2 separate regions of the Homo sapiens genome follow, and region 1 is linked to region 2. Evidence: chromatin loops called from intact Hi-C (ENCODE). Cell type or tissue: HepG2. All regions are shown on one strand. Region 1 overlaps SHB (SH2 domain containing adaptor protein B). Region 2 overlaps SHB (SH2 domain containing adaptor protein B).

Region 1 (5,000 bases), 98 kb before region 2:
ACCCCATCAGGCAGTCAGGAAGCAGTTGTTTTCACATTATTTCCAGCCAGACAGCTTTTGGGAGGCCAGGCACACTGTAGATCCGGCCTTCCTTCTGCCCCTCACTCATGGATCCAGGAAAACCACTTCTGGCACCTCATTTAGTCTTTATCTATTGTTAGAGGTCTCACTCTGTCACCTAGGCTGGAGTGCAGTTATGGCTCACTGCAGCCTCAACCTCCCAGCCTCAAGCAATCCTCCCGCCTTAGCCTCCTGAGTAACTGGGGCCATGTACTGTCACGCCTGGCTAATTTTTTTTATTTGTAGAGAGGAGGTCTCTCTGTGTTGCCCAGGCTCCTGGGCTCAAGCAATCCTCCTGCCTTGGCCTCCCAAAGTGCTGGGATTACAAGTGAGAACCACGGCACCCTGCCAACTTTTCCATTTAGAATTATTTGGAAGAGAAACTAGCCTTACTCTACTGGTTTCTCCCCTAACATAGCCCACTTTTTCCAGCATTTACTTTGTACTCAGAGATGTCTTGGTACAAGTGTGAGTGAGGAGGGGAGGTAGTGAAGGATGCAGGAGACTTGTCCATGATCTCTGGCCTGAGCTCCTGGAGGAGATTGACAGGAATTTCATCCTTTGTTTCCCAGTGTTTTTATCTTGAAGAATTTGGGAAGTTCATCACCTAGAAGGTGGCTTTGAGCTGGATCTAGGGTTGGAAGTGGAATCTCAGCTCAGGGGAGAGGGTGACTGCACGCTGCAGGAGTGCTTATGTGTCAGGGTGTGTATATGTAAGTGTATACATGTGTGTGAACATAGACGTGTGTGTATGTGTATAAAATCTCAATGTGAGGCCTGTTCTTGGAAAGCAGCACTTTCATGCAGCTGGGCCTTGTTTGGGGAATGAGAGATGACAGTGTGAGAGAGGTAGGGGCTTGAAGTTGGACCCCACAGGGGAGACCTTGAAGGTTGTTGAGCCAGGGAAGGGATGTACTCAGAGCCATGGTGGAGGGGCATCCAGGCTATAAACAGCTGCCAAAATCTGGGGAAAATAGGATCAAAGTTAGGGGACAGTTGTAGTTCTGGTGAGAGACGGTGAGGTCCCGAGCTCCTGGGATGAGAAAACGAAACTGGAATAGGTAGACACAGTATTCCTTCAAGTTGTGCTTTATGAAAAAAAAAAAAAATGATGACAAAAGAGGCCAGTTACTTTGGTAGGTCTCCTTTTGTGCAGCCAAACAGGTCTCATCCAGTTATATTTTCTGCTGAAGTCTTGTTTCTTTTATTATAATTAAATAAATGTTGTTTCCACCACAACTAAGTCAGGAGCATCATGACATCAGTTTTCCCAGGTTTTAAATACATACTAATGTGTACCAACACTTTATATTTTGTCAGCATCCAGAGTTGAGTTAAATAACACTTTTTCCATAGTTACAGAATAAATAATATCATGTCTAACTTTAAAAAAAAAAAAAAAAAAACATCCAGCAAACAGTTTCTAAACTGCCTGCTAGGCAGAGGGAATTCAGAGAGAAGTAAGTGGTGGCTAACTTTCCAAAAAGGAAGCTTCTCAGTTTGCAGTTGAATACCAGCTTCTCCCGGTCTAGTCAGGGAGACAGATACAACCAGAGAGACAATATCACAACCCGAGGAATGCCAGAAGTGTGTGCACAGGGTTGGGAGGGCCTGAACTTGGCTGGGAAGCCAAAGAGGGCCTTCAGCAGAAGGCCACTCTTGAGCTGAGTGTAGAAGGCTGAGTGGGAATTCCCAAGGCAGGGGAGTGGGGAAGAGGGCTTTTCATGCAGAAGGAATAAAGCAGCCTGTGCCATGGCCTGGAGGCTGGAGAGGATGGCTGGGGGCAGCAGGGCAGGTGTGGTGGGAGACTGCAGAAGGAGGTTGGAGCCCACAAAGGGAAGAAAGTCCCATGTGCCTTGCTGCGGAGTTGTGAATTATCATTTGTCCTGTTTCACATAAAATCATTGATGTAGGGCTTGATTGAAGCCGGGGTCAAACATGAGTTGTCAGTCATTCCCATTTGATGAACAGCCACACTCTCCAGTTCTTAAAATATCACTAATGGCAAAGGTCAGGGTTGCACTTGATAGCTGTGGTTTGGCTTGGGACACTTTCCCCTTTGAAGTCCCATCCCCTGAAAGCAGTGTGAGAGAAATGCTGCGTATCAAATCCAGTTTTTCCTGGTTGATTCCCCAGAAGGGAAATACATTCCCCAGGCTTCATAGTAACCACTTAATCGGTCATTTAATCCTCACTGTCCCACTGGGAGAGGCTTGAGTACTGTATTAGCTGTTGCTACATAACAAATCACCCCAAAACCGCCCGTGGTTTGATTGTGGGCCATGCTGTCTCTATTGTAGCTCTTCAGCTCTGCCACTGTAGCTTGAAAGCAGCCATAGACAATATGGAAATTAATGGGAACAGCTGTATCCCAATAAAACTTTATTTACAAAAACAGGCAGCTGGCCTGTGCGCTCTAGCTTCCAACCCCTGCTTTAAACGATAAGGTTTTATTATAGCCAAGAGCCTGCATATCTGAGTCATTTTTCTAGTCTCAGTTGGGCTCACTCATGCCTTTGCAGTCACTGGGGGTGGGGTGGGTATGCAGCCCTGCTGATCCTGGCTAGGCTTTCTTACGTGTTTGGTGGGCTGGTTTAGGATGGCCTTGGGCTGCAACAATTCAGCTCTGTTCCGTGTGGTCTCTCCTCCTCCAGCACATGTTCATATGACGGCAGCAGGGTTCCAAGAAAAAGCAGGAGCGCATAAGGTCTCTTGAGGTTGGAAACTGGCATGGTGACCCTTCTGCTGCATTCTGTTGACTAAAGCAAATCATAAGGCCAGCCACAATTCAAGGAGAGAGGAGGAGCTGCAGTGTCCCATGGCAAAGGGCAGGGATACAGGCAAGCCATTAATTAGGGCCTTCGATGCCATCATCTACCTTATCCCCATATTCCGGATAAAGAAACTGAGGCTTAGAGAGGTTGATGACTTGCCTAATGTCACACAGCTGCAAAGTGATAGAGCAAGGATCACACCAGTGCAGTCTTGAGTTCAAAACCTATATGCTTCCTCTATTTTCCGTGGTTTCAATGGAAATAAGTAGTATGAGGCTTGGATATTTACTGGAATATATGTTACATGTCTCCTCCTCCCCTTTACTTAATGCTACTCTTCTTGCATCCCTCTGCTGTAATTTCTCCGCTTTCAGCCTTTGCTTTGGTGTCCCTAGAAGAGGCCCTAGAGCTGGCTTTTCTGTTTCTCTGTCTCCCATCTGCCTCAGAGTTCCAGAAATGAGATGTTAATGCAGCACTTGAGTTATTTTATAGAGAAATTCTGAGCACAGAGTTGGCACATCCCAAGGGACAGCTGCACAAAACGTGAGTCTTGTAACTGTCATGTCTTCTCATTCTAACACCAAGCATTCCTTCCCTTCAAGGATTTGCCGGGCTGTGTGTGCTCTGTTTGGAGGAAGAGACTGGCGGTACATTGGCCCTGATCAACAAGGAACTTAAGTTTCCTTGAAGGAGATCAGGTGACTGTCCTCTCTAATCTGACAATCTCAGAACATGACTGATTACCCCAGGGCTTAACCCCCATGACTTGACCCTATCCTCTCTTTGCCCCCAGAGCATTTCTGACCCATAAAAATTAGCTTTAAAAGTCAAATCTGAAACAGCTGTGGTTTCTTCTGATCAGTCAGCAAGGTCTAACTTGCCTGTGGTCAAGCCTTCCCCTGATTAGCTTAGCTTGTGCTGGGAGAGCCCAGAAGTGGTGGCCTGTGGGGAATGGGTAGGCCAGGCTTGGCCCTAGAAAATAAACTGGGACGTGTGACTTTCCAACAGAGCTCGCATGCTGGCTGGCTGACGGCAACACACCCTGTGGCTTTGTGAGGTTGGTTGATGGTGGTGGTAGGGGTGATGTATTTTCTATTTCTTTTTTTTTTTTTTTTTGAGACAGGATCTCACTCCTGTCCCCCATACTGGAGTGAGTGGCACGATTACAGCTCACTGCAGCCTCAACTTCCCAGGCTCAGGCGATTCTCCCACCTCAGCCTCTCAAGTAGCTGGGACTATAGTCACACGCCAGCACACCCAACTAATGTTTGTATTTTTTTATTGCCCAGGCTGATCTCAAACTCCTGGGCTCAAGTGATCCGTCTGCCTTGGCCTCCCAAAGTGCTGGGATTACAGGTGTGAGCCACTGTGCCCAGAAGGTTGTGCATTTTCCGCAGGACAAAGGTGGTGGTCGTCTCTGACTTCCTAGCTTTCATTTGGCCTGTGCTGACTGAGCAATTGCTATATGCAGGCCACCATCAGGAGCTGTGTGGATACAGGGATGAACCAGGGCCTGGATAGTGCCCGCCCCTGAAAAGCTTATCTTTTGGTTGAGGACACAGGAACCAAGGTTGAAACCCACATCTGTATGTCAGAATTTATCTGTAAATAAAGTGGTGTGGGTGAGCTAAAAGCTGTCTTGGCACAGAGACTGTTCTGGGCAGGGCCTTGATTTCATGGAGCCACAGGAGATGCAGGGTGAGGAGGAGGTATTTGAGTAAAAAAGGTACAATCACTTGAATTAAGGGAGTTTTCCACTACAGTAATATTAGCTAATACTTTTATTATACATACTCTGAGCTAGGTGCAGTTCTGTGTGCTTTGTATGTAACTTTACTCCTCACTACAGTCCTTTGAGGTAGCTACTACTACTGCTACTTCTATTTTCATTTTTACATATGAGGAAACCAAGGCACAGACAGGTTAAGTCACTTGTCTAAAGTCAGGTCGGTGGTTCATGCCTGTAATCCCAGCACTTCCTGTAATCCCAGCACATTGGGAGGCCAAGGTGGATCACCTAAGGTCGGGAGTTGGAGACCAGCCTGGCCAACATGGTGAAACACTGTCTCTATTAAAAATACAAAAATTAGCTCGGCGTGTTGGCACATGTCTGTAATCCCAGCTACTTGGGAGGCTGAGGTGGGAGAATTGCTTGAACCCGGGAGG
Region 2 (5,000 bases):
TGTGTGTAGGGCACTGCTCCACACTTGCTATTCCCACCAAGCTATGTGACTCATCTTCACGTGCTCAGAATAAACAGGGCCCCGGCATCTGCAGAGGGTCCCTTGGAGAACCTTAAACCCGGCCACCACCACCACCTGTCCTAGCCAGGAGAATGCTGTCTCTTCCAAACTGGCTCCCCTTAGGCTCCCATGATGCTTCCTGTCCCCTGTATAGCTTCCCAGAATGCCTTGAGCCTGTGAGGAAATTAACAATTGTGTTGGTACCAAATGCTTTTTGCTATGTAATGAGTAACAGTTGTAATTAATGTTTAACACCTGTGAACAGCAGGTCTGCCCAGGAAAGGGGGGTTTCAGTGAGAGAACGGGGATCACTTGTTTCCTTTGGCTAATGTATTACTGAGGGACAGGTTTTTCCAGTTGGTTTTTCTATTTGACGTATGAATAAATTCATTTAGTAATCTTAAAAAAAGGAGAGGAAAAAAACACCAATGTTTAATAGCTTTGTTTCATCTGCTAATTACATTGATAGAAATATTCCTCCAAGTGCCTTTGTCTCCTCAGTGGAAAAAAAACAAAGATTTGATAGAATACTTTTGCTCTTCTGTTTGGCAGCTCAGAGATCTTCATGTGGAGATTTTTAAGTTCCCTGAGGTCAGAGACCCTGCCTGTCTTGTTCACACCTGTGATCTGTGCCTGGCACACAGTGAGCCCTCAGATATTTGAGTAAATCAGGCCAGACGCAGTGGCTTACGCCTGTAATCCCAGCACTTTGGGAGGCTGTGGCGGGTGGATCACCTGAGGTCAGGAGCTCGAGACCAGCCTGGCCAATATGGTGAAACCCTGTCTCCACTTGAATCCAGGTCTCTACTTGAGTCCAGGTCTCCTGAATCCTGGAGGCCCCTAACAAGTTCAGCATAAACCCTGTGTGAGTGCAATACAGTCTCAAAAACAACCACAGTAACCACAGTGATACATCTATGAGCACTCACTGTGCCCCCAACTCTCAGTGCATAGTACCGCCCCCACTGTACAGATGAGGAAACAGAGACAACTTGGCCCAGGTCATCCCGCCAGCAAGTGACAGCACAGGACTTTAAATCCAGATACCCCGGCCCCAAAATACAAAATTAGCTGGGCATGGTGACAGGCACCTATAATCCCAGCTACTCAGGTGGCTGAGGCAGGAGAATCACTTGAACCCCGGAGGTGGAGGTTGTAGTCAGCCGAAATCGTGCCACTCACTCCAGCCTGGGCAACAGAGTGAGACTCCGTCTCGAGAAAAAAAAAAAAAAAGATATTTGAGTAAATCGGGTCTCAGGAAAACCAACCCTGTGTTCTCTTAGGAGCAGTAGAATACCAGTAAATCTCATGGCCTGCCCACACACAGTCGGTGTGTTTTCATGTCTTTCTTGCATGCTGTATACCTGTCTCCTCACTAGGTGAGGCAGTAGGAGGGCATTTCTGAGTAGCCATTGACTGCTGTGGCTGCCACCTCTGGTCTCAACTTCCAGGGAGAAGTGGACAGCATGTCCCTGCCTGTCTGAGGATTGACTATGAATCCAGATGCCACATTGTGGGCCTGGAGACTGGTGTGTTGGTTGGGTGCAGGCAGCCCTGGCAAGCCATATTTGTGGCCAGTACCTGGCTTGTCCCCCCGACCTCCACTCCCCATCTCTCCTGGCCTCCCTCACAGCCATCCACAATGGGCAGCAGAGAAACATACACAGTGGGGCTGGGGCTTTGGGTCTTATGGACAGGGAGACTCATTTCCACAAATGCCCAGCCTGCTCCTTGCAGGTCTTTGGGCTTGTGGATGGGGAAAAAGTCACTTTCCCAGGCTCTAGGATTCTAAATAAGTGTCTGTGGGTGTCTGCAGGTGAAAGTGTCGGGAGACATACTGTATCAGACGTGTGTAGGTCCCAGGTATGTTTTACAGATGGGCCTGGCCCGGAACTCAGGAAGGAGCTCAGGTGCTGGGGCCAGGGGTATCTGGATTTAAAGTCCTGTGCTGTCACTTGTTGGCGGGATGACCTGGGCCAAGTTGTCTCTGTTTCTTCATCTGTACAGTGGGGGCGGTACTATGCACTGAGAGTTGGGGGCACAGTGAGTGCTCATAGATGTATCACTGTGGTTACTATGGTTGTTTTTGAGACTGTATTGCACTCACACAGGGTTTATGCTGAACTTGTTAGGGGCCTCCAGGACTCAGGAGACCTGGACTCAAGTCCAAGTTCACGTCTAACTGTTGACTCTGGGTGAGTCAGTCCTTTTTCCAGCCCTCCATTTCCCATCTGCATAATGAGTTATGACAATAAATATGGCTTGCTTTGGCAGCCGTAGAGGCCTCTGCGTTCGGGTTATTTCATCATCTTCATCGGGCTTTATCTTTAGATTTCCTGTAGTCAAGCATCAGATCTTAGGGTGGGGTCTTTGCTCCCAGTAATAGCATTCATTTTTCCTCTGGGGATGTCACAAATAAGAGAAGAAAGGCATGCCCCTTCTGCCAGGCCCGCCGTCCCCATCCCAGGTTTGGACATGTGTGTACGGCGTTCCTGGAACCCAGGCAGCGTCCTGGCACCTGCTTCACAGCCTTCCCGCTTGCCTGCTTTGTGGTGAGTCGCTGGCCGCCTCCCCTCACAATGAGGACCTCTGTTCTCAGGCACCTCCCATCATGAGTGGCAGCACAATGCCCTGAGGCCTGTGTGTGTCTTCCAGGCGAACACAGAGGCCTCTTGTTGGTGATCCTGGAAATACAAATCAAACATTTGCTAAGCCACTTGTCCTACAGGTACCTGAAAGGAACCTACACTCACTGGGCAGGTGGGGTAGGTGGGTGAGCAAAACTCACTCTTGAACTAGAGGGAAGAAGGGGCCTCACCTCTCTGGGCCTCGGTTGTGTCATCTATAAAATGGTAATTCTCATACTTGTTTGGGAATTCTAATACTTGTTTTGCTGTGTGTTGGTGAGGGTCAGATGAGATGATACAGTACGTTGTTTGGAAAGCTGAAACAGCAGAGGCCCATTGTCATGTGAACAGGGTTTCAGTCATCTACAGATGTTAGTGCATTGTTGTGAAAGTTGATGGCATTTTCATAGACTCCGGGGGTCATGTAGTCCACCCTACCTCCCAAACCAATGCATAATCTCCCCTCCTTGCCCCTTCCTGGGGTCGCACAACTACCTGGGCAGCAGTGCCTTCTGGGCTCTCCACCTCAGCTCTCCCCACTCTCACCCACCTTTCCCCCTCACCAACACCCCAGAGTCCCAGCCTAGCTGTTGGTGCTGTGCAGGAACCCCTGCCAGGGACTGTGCAAGGCCTTGGGCACCTTGACTCTGCCTCTGTACATTCGTGAACCAACACCAGGGCTGCAACAGCCTTCAAGCCCCTCCTGTCAGCCACATATGGTTTACAAATGTGGCCCATGTTCATTCCAGCTCATGTGCAGAGGGGCTAAGAAGCCTGTGGCGGTTGAGAGCTCCTTGCAAGCAGTCTACACACGGTGCCTTGTTTTTCATCATTCCAACCTTTATTGCCTCTGTTTAAAGGAAACTCCATCTTATACTGGAGAACTGAGAGGGTCATAGACTTCAGGCCAGAAAGAAGCAGCCAGACAGTCAGAGCTTGGAGAACCATGCCAGTCTCCTCTGGGTCCTGTTGCTCCGTTCCAGTTCTCTTTGAATGACCCCCTATCCCCGGGGGCCACTGCCCGCACCCTTGGTCAATGGTGAGGACAAGAGGATGTGCGGCAGACTGTCAGCTCTTCTCTCACTGCACCTCCGCCGGGGAAGGCACTCCTGGGTTGGGGAGGCTGCCCAGGGCTGCAGTCCCAAAGCAGAGGGCTCAAGGGCTAGCGCTGGGACCCATTGCCTGTCATAGCAACCTGTTCCTATTGCCCTGGGCAACTTACCTAACCATACCGGGCGTCACTTTTAAAAACGAGGGCAGTAATAGCACTGACCTCATAGGTTTGCCACAACAACTAGAGGAGAACGTGGACTTTAAGTCCCCCATGGTGCCTGCCCATGAGCAGGAATCACTAAATAAAGAGTAAGCTAGGCCAGGCATAGTGGCTCCTTCCTATAATCCCAGCGTTTGGGGGAGACTGAGGTAGGAGGATCACTTGAGGCTAGGAGTTCAAGACCAGCCTGGGTAAGATAGCGAGAGGCCACCTCTACAAACTTAAAAAAAAAAAACTTAGCCCAGCATGGTAGCATGCACCTGTAGTCCCTACTGCTTGGGAGGCTGAGGTAGGAGGATGGCTTGAGCCCAGGAGTTCAAGGTGACATTGAGCTATGATCGTGCTACTGCACTCCAGCCTGAGCGACAGAATGAGACCCTGTCTCTTAAAAAAAAAAAAAGAAAGATGAAGCCATTTTTCAAAACTGTTCCCAAAATCACTTGAGTGAGTCCAGCTCCTGAGTTTCCTTTGTTGACTGATGAATGGAAGATTTACAGTCCTGCTGAGCCAGGTGCAGGTTCATTCCTTCAACTGATGTTGAGCATCCACTGTACATCAGACACTGTTTTAGGTATCGGGAATTTAGCCTTGAACAAAACAGAATGAAATGCCCTATCTTCTTGGAGCTTCTCACTCAGGAATTTCAGCAGGAGTCAGAAAAAGGGGTGGTTTCTGATACAGGCATTGTATCAGAGCGTACATGTGACCATGGGTCAGGGTCTCCCGCTTACAGGGGGCCTGCCTGGACCTTGGTACATCATCTGTTACCTTCACGGTACAGGTATTGTCAGCCCTGGTTTGCAGATGAGGCAGCTAAGGCTCAAAGAAGTTTAAGAAACATGCCCCAAGTCACTCAGTAATGACAGAGACAGGATTCAAACCCAGGTCCTCCTGACTCCTAAACTGTGAGTCGAGTCACTGCAGCTCCTCCATTCCCTGGGTGGGTTTCAGCCACGGGCCATTCATCGGAGCTAGCTGCAGGTCGGCCATGGGGAGACTCCGAGGAGACTGAGGCACATGGCCCCATCTCTGCAAAGTGT

The links. Hi-C counts contacts between places; a loop is a spot of excess contacts. Peaks named below come from ENCODE experiments on the same cell type or tissue, not always from the same donor. Only the 100,000 strongest peaks of a DNase experiment are listed, where the experiment ranks them.
Region 1: a loop joins it to region 2, with 5 times the contacts of the local background. A loop is called at or near these places in 20 of 110 quality-filtered maps.

Annotation. Positions count from the first base shown.
Region 1 is chr9:38,060,262-38,065,261 of GRCh38, reverse strand. The region is part of intron 1 of SHB (SH2 domain containing adaptor protein B); the gene reads left to right. Among named protein-coding and RNA genes, the nearest start is that of SHB, 6.5 kb to the left of the region's middle. In HepG2, no CTCF peak of the experiment used is centred here; DNase peaks (open chromatin) are centred at 1,648 and 2,111; H3K4me3 peaks cover 1,902 bases.
Region 2 is chr9:37,961,870-37,966,869 of GRCh38, reverse strand. The region is part of intron 3 of SHB (SH2 domain containing adaptor protein B); the gene reads left to right. Among named protein-coding and RNA genes, the nearest start is that of SLC25A51, 60 kb to the right of the region's middle. In HepG2, no CTCF peak of the experiment used is centred here; DNase peaks (open chromatin) are centred at 49, 959, 2,239 and 2,679.